Regions from separate parts of the Homo sapiens genome. Here region 2 is linked to region 1. Evidence: chromatin loops called from intact Hi-C (ENCODE). Cell type or tissue: dorsolateral prefrontal cortex. All regions are shown on one strand. Each heading gives the region's core, and the rest is flanking DNA. Links, peaks and the distances in the headings are about the cores only.

What was found. Hi-C counts contacts between places; a loop is a spot of excess contacts. Peaks named below come from ENCODE experiments on the same cell type or tissue, not always from the same donor. Only the 100,000 strongest peaks of a DNase experiment are listed, where the experiment ranks them.
Region 2: a loop joins it to region 1, with 8 times the contacts of the local background. A loop is called at or near these places in 1 of 110 quality-filtered maps.

Annotation. Positions count from the first base shown.
Region 1 is chr17:22,162,142-22,167,519 of GRCh38, reverse strand. It overlaps the pseudogene UBBP4. Among named protein-coding and RNA genes, the nearest start is that of LINC02002, 100 kb to the left of the region's middle. In dorsolateral prefrontal cortex, for the core only: no CTCF peak of the experiment used is centred there; no DNase peak of the experiment used is centred there.
Region 2 is chr17:21,287,840-21,293,217 of GRCh38, reverse strand. All of the region lies in intron 1 of MAP2K3 (mitogen-activated protein kinase kinase 3), which reads right to left. Among named protein-coding and RNA genes, the nearest start is that of MAP2K3, 5.8 kb to the right of the region's middle. RefSeq lists enhancers at 5,059-5,148, 4,992-5,378, 4,459-5,378. In dorsolateral prefrontal cortex, for the core only: no CTCF peak of the experiment used is centred there; DNase peaks (open chromatin) are centred at 1,476, 2,942 and 5,167; H3K4me3 peaks cover 786 bases; H3K27ac peaks cover 2,025 bases; H3K27me3 peaks cover 644 bases.

The sequences.
Region 1 (5,378 bases), core at 213-5,212:
TTATGGTTTTATAAGGGGCTCTTCCCTGCTTCACTTGGCACTTCTCTTTCCTGCTGCCTTGTTAAGAAGGTGACTTTCTTCCTCTTTGCCTTTTGCCATGATTGTAAGTTTCCTGAGGCCTCCCAGCCATGCTGAACTGTGAGTTAATGAGAGCTCTTTCCTTTATGAATTACCCAGTCCCATGCAGTGCTTTATAGTAGTATGAAAATGGAATAAGGAGGGGGAAAAAGAGAAAGAAGAGAGAGATGAGAGCGAGATGTCAACACATAGATGTCTATAGAAAAATTATTGCTATCCTCTATTCAGTCAGGACTACAGGTTCTTATGCAAGAGCTCTTCCATATTTATCATTGCTCTTATTACAATCTAGCATACTTAATTTTTTATTTTCCTAAATTATTTAATGGCCTATAATTGGCTGGTGTCTTTTTGAAGGTATTGTAGATATTCAATAATGAATTGTTGATTAAGTGATTTACTGAATAAATAACAGTTCAACTGAATAGCTCATTAAATAATACTAATAGCTGGACATGGTGGAACATGCCTGTAGTCCCAGCTACTCAAGAGGATGAGGTGGGAGTATCGCTTGAGCCTCGGAGGTGGAGGTTGCAGAGAGCTGAGATTGTGCCAGTGCACTCCAGCCTGGGAGAGAGAATGAGACTCCATCTCAAAAAATGAATGAATGAATGAATAAATAAATAAATACTGAGAAAACTGATCTCAAGTAAAAATAATGTTTACTAAAAACTGATTTGAAAATAATCACTTAAAAATATTTGCATGATCCTCTCTAATGATACACTGGAGTTTGGGAAAAGATCAAGTGAGGTAAGAATGGAGAAGTCATTGCACTTTTAAATGCCCACAGCCAAAGAGTATCATTAGGATACAACAATGAGTCAGCTCCCATGAAATTACAGCCATAAATCACACTAATGTAATGAAGATGAATTCTAGTCAAAAGGATTTGGGCCATTTGAAAACTTCTTAATCAAAATAGTTGCAGAAAATGCAATTGAATTTTGTATAAAAAATAAAAGTCTGTGACTCCTCAGTGACTCCTCATCACAAGGATAAAATCTGTGATTTTTTAATGGTTCAGAACAATAGGATCAAGATAAGGAAAATAGATTATGAATGTTATGGTGGGAGTGAAGGCTTAGTTGGGTTCAATTCCCAGCTTTTCCACTTACTAGCAACAAGACCAAAGACAATTTATTGTTGTGTATTTATATCTTTGTGCTTAAAGTGGTGAAAATAATAGCACACACCTTATAGATTTAGTTTTTAAATGAAATGAGTTAGATATTTTGGAAAACATATGCCAAATGTTAAACCCTGCATTTGTTTAATATCTCACAACACTGACTCAAAATCACTATTGAGATACAGAGATTTAAAGACTCTTCTTTTTTTCTTTCTTTTTTTCATTTTATAAAATAACTGGGATTATAACAAATAGGTTATCTTGAGAGAATCTCTACTTTTATATTTTACAATACAATGTGACTCTGAATATGCAAAAATAACATCTGGCTTGGAAAACATGTTAATAAGGAAGGAAGTTGGTAGGATAAAATTTAGTATAGTCTTTTTAAAATTTCTTTTGAGACTATGTGACAAATATGCTGTCATACATCTTGATATGTAGTAAGCTGCTGTATGGTCAATGTGGGTTACAACACCGAGCTCTGTTTAACTTACCATAGAAGAGTAAGGTTGTTGAACTGTTAGGGCCAATATTTTTTAAAACATATTATTTCAACTTTTGCTTAGACTTTTCACACCAAATTTCTACTTTGTCGAAGTTTAAGAGCTGTTTTTTGACATTTAAAAGGCAGATGCACTCCTGAGGGATTCACTGGTAAAAGCCATTAGTGAATTTGCTGATATAAAACTTGCATGATAGCCTAAATCTTTTATAGAGTGTCTTTTGAAAATGTGTGTGTGTGTTTGAGAGAGAGAGAGAGAAAGAGAGAGAGAGGTTAGATGGTAATGGTAAATTACATTACATGAGTCTTCACCATAAACCTTCCACTTTACACTTTTTGATGTTTAATAAAAGAGAATCACAAAAACTGTATCCTCAGAGCCCTTGTTATGTTATCATATGAATGAATATCCATGCCATAGGTTTTGAGAAGCCATATAGAAATAAGTTTGGTGAAATTTTATTTATGAAACTGATAAAGTGATTTTACTTTTCTGGAAACTCTGGGTGCCTATCAACTGTGGAGCCATAAGAATAACACTTCACATGAGTTCTATATATATCACAACTATAAAAGATTAAGGTAAAGGTGTTATATCCATATCTATATTTCTACTTTATTTCCATCATTTGATGTTTAGAAATAAAGCAGAGGGGAAGAGAAGTATACTGTTTGCAATAATAATTCTAACTTCTGTAGTTAAATGTATAATGTAGTATTTTTAGCAGAAAAGATCTTTTTGCAGCTAATTTTGAAACTTTAAAAAGTCAAAATTAGACTTCTGACTTTGGGAAAAGTTGATGTAGATTTATTTTTCTGGTTTCTACTATTACCTCCTCACCCACTTCTTCCACAAAGTACACCTAAATATCCTGAACATCATTTAACATATACAACCATGAAATGACTCTATCAGGTATCATAGAACAGAAACATGAAATAATTGAAATAAAAACCTTGCTAGATGAGTTTGATCGTAGAATGGAGATGATGGCAGAGAACAGAATTAGTGAACTAGAAGACTTATCAATAGTGTTTGCTCGATCTTAACAACACAGAGAAATCGACTTTAAAAATACACAGAGTGTAAATGATATGTAAAAGAGTAACAAAAGATTTAGCATCCATATCATTGCGGTCCCAGAAGGAGAGGGAAAAATGAAAGGGCAGGACAAACATTTGAAGAAATAATATCTGAAAACACCCAAACTTAAGACATGAACCCACATACTTAAGAAGCTGAGCAAACCCCAAAGATGATTAAAAACAAACAAATGAAACCTTTAACAAGACAGACAAAAATTATACTTATAAAAACTATAGGAAAAAAAAACCTTAAGAAAACCAGAGAGAAGCAACACATAATCTCTAGAGGAATGTAACTTCAAATGACAGCCCACTTCTCATCCAAAACCATTGAGACCAAAAGCAAATAGTGGAACACATTTTTAACCTTCAAATTAAGACAATTGCCAAAGTAAATCTTCTGTCAGGTGAAGCTATCCTTTAGAGGTCAAAAAAAGAAAGCCATTCTCAAAGAAAAACTAAGAAATTTTTCCACCATAGGATCTACCCTTAGGGCATGCAAAAAGAATTTTCCCAATGGAAATAAAGTGGTAACAAAAGAGTAGAAACTTCAGACAAGGATAAAACAATGTATAACAATGTGGGTAAACATATAGACTATCCTTCATTTCATGAGTTTCTTAATCAGATTTAATGGTGGAAACAGAATTTATAACTCAATTGATACGGGGCTCAATGTATGCAGAGAACATATTTAAGAAAACTGTGAATTTTGAAAATGGGAGATTAAATAGATCTAAATTAAAGTAAGTTTTCTATACATTGATGTCAATAGGCTACGATAAGTGCATGCATAGAAACACTAGAACAAGCATTAAGAAATCTATACAAACACTTAAACACATTAGCAAAGGTAAATCAAAACTAAAGTGATAGAAAAAGTTGTATCATCAAAATGTATCATAGGCTTAAGTGTAACATGTAAAGCTATACAAATTTTACTGAGTTTTGGTGAAATACTCCTCACAATGTTGAGTTGTCTTTCTGCTCTCAATTTTCTAATACACTCTTCTAACAATCACTAAACCATGCAATACATTTGTGTGATTAAAAGCCAGGATCCTGGCAGGAAAAGAGAATTCATCACAAAGACTTGCAACAGTGGAAGTTAATAACACCCAAAAGGGACAACAGGAGGAAAACAAGGACAAAATACTCCAGTCCTCTATACTCTTCTTCCCCTTTATCTTCTTTTGATGCCTCCTTTTTGTCAAACTTAACTTGAAGTCTGCTGAAAACTAAGCCTGAGAGATGCAATCTGCAGAGATTAGCATATGGACAGAAGGATGGAGCATGTATATGAGAGGCAGAGAAAGAAACAGAAGCAGAAAATCACTATATTTTTTCTGACAATGAAGAATTTTTGCTTTATCTAACTCATTACCCAAAGTAGAGTTCTTTTCCAGGAAGCTATTTAATTACACATATCAATAGTCCTCTTTGCCAGATATAATCCAAAACATGCAAACTAAAATAGAGGTACAATACGCAAGGTATAACAAAACAACGAAAATACCAAGTGAAAAGAACTATGACTGAGTCAAGGATTACAGAGAAATAAGAAAATACCACTTTAAGGAGTCAAGGGAAATTCATAAAGTATTGGAATCTTGAAGGATTATAGAGAGTTAGGTAAAGTATCACAGAGGGGGAGAGTGTGAGAAAGGATAATAATCTAAAAAATATAGATGGGTTTTAATAAGATTTAAATGTTGGTTATATGGAAGAAACTACGAAGAAAATGATAGCTCAGTTAAGCAAAAGGAAAGTCATGGATAACCATTTACACTGAGATAAAAAATTTTAATTTTACTTTACAGAAATTGAAATCATTGAATCAGGTGAGTGGCATGGTTAGCTTTCTATGACAGAAAGACTGCTCTGTAAGTTTGGAAAGAGGCAAACTGGAGGCTAAAAGCAGCCCAGGCATTAGCAATCTGGGAGAGCGATGTACGTATAAATCACAGATGTGAAAGTGAGCATGAAAAAGGAGGCCATATTTTATGTGGGACGAAGTTGAATCTGTACCTATTATTTCTCAGAGTAACTACTTTTACTTGTATTGACTAATATCTATAGAACACTTTGTTTTCCAAATATGTTGGTGAGTCTCTAAATAGATCTATAAAAATGTTGGCAGTGCTCATGTGAGTTTAGGGTGAGGATTCATTGGTGAGAGTATTTTTATTTGTGAGTATTTTTATCTATTGTTTTCAGTGACAACTTTTATGAATTGTTTACTGGGACAAAAATTATCTGAACTGTAAAAAAAAAATAGAGATTTTGTCTAACATCCGTCAGGGTTGTTACCAAGTGTATGTAAACTGTGGAAGCCCTTATCTTGGTGAATAGCTTAAAACAGGCACTTGATAGATGTTTCCTTCCACCGCACTTTCTTCCATTACTCTGAGTGGAATCTGCAAATGCCTAAGTCTGCTGAGTTATGCTGAAAGAAAATAATACTTGAATTGCAAAAGAAAATGTTCTGTATAAGTTAGAAAGCTATTTTGTTTAGTTTTCTGTATACACTCATATTTTTACATAATCAGTGGTTATCAACTTGCATCATGTTTTGTG
Region 2 (5,378 bases), core at 302-5,301, 870 kb after region 1:
TGGCCTCCCATGGCCAGACCTCACCGGTCTGGGTCCTCCATGCCCCATGGCCATCAAAATGCCCATTCTTCTGCATCCAGAAATTCCACGTTGAGCAGCTTACCCCCACACTACAACACCCACTAACATTTAGTGAATACCTACTATGTGCTGGGGTGTCCTGGGGTGTCCTCTGCGTGCCTGGCCTATGCAAATTTCTTTCATTACATCTCATTTGATCCTCTCAGCAACCCCTTGAGGCAGGTACTAATGTGATCTCCATGCTGCAGATGGGGAAACTGAGGCCCAGGGTTTATAGAATCAAAAGGCTGGCACATGGAATTGGTGAGGATCCTGCAGGTCCTCAGCAGGATGCGAGGAGTGGCCTCCCAGGGACAGGAAGAGCCAAGAGCAGCAGGAGTACAGCAGTGTGAGAAAGAAAATGCCGGTCAGACCATGTGAGGTGGCTCACGCCTGTAATCCCAGCACTTTGGGAGGCCAAGGCAGAAGGATTACTTGAGGTCAGGAGTTTGAGACCAGCCTGGCCAACATGGTGAAACCCTGTCTCTACTAAAAATACAAAAATTAGCACATGCCTGTAATCCCAGCACTTTGGGAGGCCAAGGTGGGTGGATTCCTTGAGCTCAGGAGTTCAATACTAGCCTGGGCAACATGACAAAATCCTGTCTCTACAAAAAATAAAACAAAACAAAAATGTAGTGGGCGTGGTGGTGCGTGCCTGTAGTCCCAGTTACCTGGGAGGCTGAGGTGGGAGGATCGTCTGAGCTGTGGTGAGCCATGACTGTGCCACTGGGCAACAGAGCAAGACACTGTCTCAAAAAAAAAAAATGAGAAGAAGAAGGAAAGAAAATGCTGGAGTGTGCAGAGTATTCCGAGGAGAAACAAGAGACTGCCTTTTTGTCCCTTTGAGATTCCTGCACTGTGTGATAAAGGCTACTCAAGTGCAGGCAATTTAAAGAAAAGAAGAAACAAAGAGGCCTGCTTGAAGCCAGCCCCAGCACTCTCCTCTGTCTGAAGGGGCAGCCAGGCTCACTGAGCACAGTACAGCCCCCGCAGCAGGCTGCTCAGGCTGGAGGGTGCCCCAGAGACTGTCCAGTGCAGATGCTGACACCAGGGGCCCCAGGACACGCCTGAGGTGACGCACCAGGGCAGCAGCAGAGTCAGGCCCCCAGCCTGGGTCCCAGCTCCTGCCTTCCCCGCACCTCAGTGGAGAAACCACCACAGCGTCGGCCCGTGCCAGCCTGGGGGCGAGCCACACTCCCTCTCTGTGCAAGCCTCGGTTTCCTCCTTTGACGTCCTATGAACGGGTGAAGGGGCCATGACCTCTGGGAAAGGATGAGCAAGGGTCCGGAGTTGTAAAGACAAAGCCATGCTCCCAGGACAGTCCTTCGTGACCTTGAGCAGGTCACTATCCCACCAGGCCTCAGTTTACTCACTCCTAAGATGGGGTTGATGACAACACACCCAGGTTGCTGGGTAGCCGTGAAGACCAAACAAGTCCATGCACACAAAATCCCCAGCACAAAAGGGGTCAGATCGGTGGGACTCTGGCCCCAGGCTCCCACACTGTGGGGCAGGCCCCATGCTCAGGCTTTAAGAGGCCATGACAGGGCAGGGGGACCCACAAGTGATGCTCAGCCCTCCCAGAGCATCAGAAGAATGGGACATTCCTTGCACCAGGATCGTAGGCTGTGCTCCAAAGGTCCCCACGTGGGCCCGGCTCGAGGTCAGCAAGGCCATTGCCAGCCACCTGCACTGTCGACAGGCCAGTGCTGCTGCTCCTGCAGAACGGAAAACAAACCTGAACAAACGCCATCTGTGCTTCACTGTTATCACTACGTGTTGTGTTGTGTTGTGTTGTGTTGTGTTGTATTGTATTGTACTGTATTCTATTGTATTCTATTGTATTGTATTCTATTGTATTGTATTCTATTGTATTGTATTCTATTGTATTGATTGTATTGTATTTATTTTTGAGACGATTCTCTCTCTATTGCCCAGGCTGGAGTGCAGTGGTGCGATCCCGGCTCACTGCAAGCTCCGCCTCCCGGGTTCATGCCATTCTCCTGCCTCAGCCTCCCGAGTAGCTGGGACTACAGACACCTGCCACCACGCCCGGTTAATTTTTTGTGTGTTTTTAGTAGAGACGGGGTTTTACCGTGTTAGACAGGATGGTCTCGAGCTCCTGACCTCATGATCCACCCGCCTCGGCCTCCCAAAGTGCTGGGATTACAGGCGTGAGCCACCGTGCCTGGCCTACTTCTATTTTTTTTAAACAGACAGGGTCTCACTCTGTCACCCAGGCTGGAGTGCTGTGGCACTCATTGCAGCCTCAACCTCCCAGGCACAAACGATCCTCCCACCTCTGCCTCCTGAGTAGCTGAGACTACAGACGTGTGCCACCATGCCCAGCTAATCTTTTATGTTTTTTGTAGAGATGAGCTCTCCCTATGTTGCCCAGGCTGGTTGTGAACTCCTGCCCTCAAATGATCCTCCTGTCTCGGCCTCCCAAAGGCTGGGATTTATCATTACTATTAAAATCTTACAAAGCATGGGATTGATGATGAGACATACCAAAAACGGGGTTCTTGGTGATGGAAATGCTAGCACAGACATCAGGTTCAAATTCAGTGCTGTCTGGTACCTAGGGGCTCCCTGGACTTGCCAGGTCTCATTCACCCTCAACAGCAGCCCTGAGAGGTAGGTAGGGAGCTGGCCTAGAACCAGCCCTGCCACCTGGAAGTCCCTGCAGACTTTCCCAACGAGTGTCTGCCCGCGCCACCCTGGGGTCTGCCCCAGCCATCCGGGATGCCGTGTGCCATGCCAACGGCAGGAGGCTATGGGTTGACCAGAAGGCTAAGCCAGGCAAGAGCAGAATGACAAGGGGATGGGAGCTGTCTCCATCCCCATACCCAGAGCCGTCCTGGGCAGGCCTCCAACGTGTGCCTCAGCTGCCAACTGACACCGCCAAAGCAACCCTCCCAGGCAGCAGTGCTCCCCAGCCCCCACACACCTCCTGATTAGGTCTGAACACACCGCTGGCATCCACAGCCCCTCGCAGCCCTGCCCCAGTGAGGCAGCCCCCTGGCCTGTCACCGCATCACCGCACACACTGGCACATGTAAACCTTGGGACGGGCCTTGGAAGCCCTTGGGGGCATCAGCACAGTGATGCAGGCAAGGACAGTCAGGGCACTCGATATAGCCGCCAGGAGGTGTCAGCAGAGCCAGGTGCAATCCCGGCCATGGGCCACATGGCAGGAGGTGGTGCCGGCCACCCTGGGCAGGGGACCAGCTGGGAGAGGGACAGCTGGACATGGCCTCCCCAGAGAAACCAGGGAAGGTGGCCCTGGAGTGCAGGGCAGGGAGGTGACAAGGACATGTGCCCAGGACTGGGGTCAGGGGAAGAAAGTCTGGGGCCCTCTCTGGAGCTGCCGCAGTCAGGCTTGGTATCTGGAAGCTGCAAGGGGCCCAACAAACTGCTTCTGCCTCCCCTGGCCCTGTATGGCCTTCATGCCCCTGGCAAGAGGCTGTTTGAGGTTTCCAGGGCCACTGCTTCGGGGAGGCATCTGCAGAAGCCACTGGGCACACAGGCCTGATGGAGGTGGGCAGCGCCAGGAGGCGCGGACAAGGGCAGGCGTGGACGGCATGTGGGCATCAGTCGTGGGGCCCTGCCACAATGCTGTGTCCTCCATGCTGCTGCCCAGCAGCCCTCCTCTGGGACCCTCCCAAGACACTGGCACCCAGTTGCTCCCCTCAGCTTGGCCCACCACCCCCCAACACCCCTGACTCAGGACTGAGCCCCTAGAACCATGACCCCAGGCCCTCTTGCTTCCCGGGCTGGCCCAGGGGCCTGAGTTCTAATTCCCAGTCCCACCCCACCTTCCCCATATTCGTCCTGTTAATGCTGCATGCCAAAGCCAGGGGCAGGGCAGGCCTGCAGGAGCAGGCCCCAGCTCTCTGTTCCCCACTCACCCTCCCAAGGGAGGCCCAGGAGGCCAGGGGCAGTCCCCAGCCCCACGTTGGGGACCAGTGGGTTAAGAGGCCCTAAAGCCTGGTAAATTCTGGCCTGCGTGAAAGGACCCTACAGCCAAGAGGCCTCATGTCACAGCGCCTACGAGCACATTGTCACGAAGCCCTGCTACTGTTTATCCACCTACCAATGAACTACACCCACAAAAGTAACAATAATAAAATAATAACAGGTGCCATTCACTTAACAAATGCTATCTTCAATCTCGACCACTACCCTGCAAGGGAGCATGTTTACTCCCACTTTACAGAAGAGGAGACTGAGGGCTAAAGAGGGCACAAGACTTGCCCAGGTAAGGAAGTAGTGGAGCCAGGATTCGAACCCAGGGCCATCCCAGCAGAGCCCAGGACCCCCGGCTTCCTGCCTGACAGAGGCATGCCTCGGCTGGGTTCTCTGCAGGCAGAGGGCAGTCTCACTATGACTTGTGCCTGACACTTAGCAAGTGTGGAATGGAACTGTCTACATCCAGACAAGCAGGGTCCCCATTCTCAGTCTGCAGATGAGGAAATGGAAGCTTCTCCTCTGAGAGCTGGGCCATGCCCAGGGGACAGAAATCATTTACAGAGTGCAGAGAGTGGACCAGATGCAACTTGTCCCACGTCACATCGCAAAAGGGACAGAGCTGGGGTTTGGACCCAGGCAGTCAGGCTCTGGAAACTGAGGTCTTAGCCTCTCCACATCACCATCTTCCAGGAGCTCAGGCCGGGTCCCACCCCAGCCGACCCTGCACCACCTCTGCTCCTCACCCTCCCTGAGTCCCAGCTGCACAGCTGAACCTGAGGTGTCCCCTGGGCCAAGGGTGGTAAACAGTCACTGCCACCTGCTCCTGCTCTGTGAGCAAGAGGAAGCAGAGCCCCTTGCCTAATAGAGGAAGTTCCTGGGTGGGGCACAGAGGGCCTGCCCAGGGGTTCCCAGCCCAGTCCGAGGCCCAGGAAGGGGCCACCTCCAGTGCCCCAGCTCAGGGCTAGGTGCCACCTGCAGGACACGTAACCCCCTCCCCACCCACCAGGCTGGCAGGCATCGCCCCTTTAAGCTGTAGGCAGCCGGCTGGCATGCCCAGCGGGTGAGTCAGCACCCAGTGCCCGCTGACTCACCGCCGGAAGCCTCCGCTGCCCCGGCCTTCTCCTCACACGGGCCAACTGAGAACTTTGCTCCCTTTGGGCGCTGGGCCATGGGTTGGCTGACAGAGAGTTTCCTGTGCGTCACAAGAGGGGTGGGGGAAGTCCCCGAGGTGCCACCTCCAGTCTTTCCGACAGCCAGGGGTTGGGGGGGTGGCCACAGCAGGCAGGGCTAGGATACAACAGTGCTCTATGAAACCTCAGTGTCACCATCGGGCAGTCAGGAGT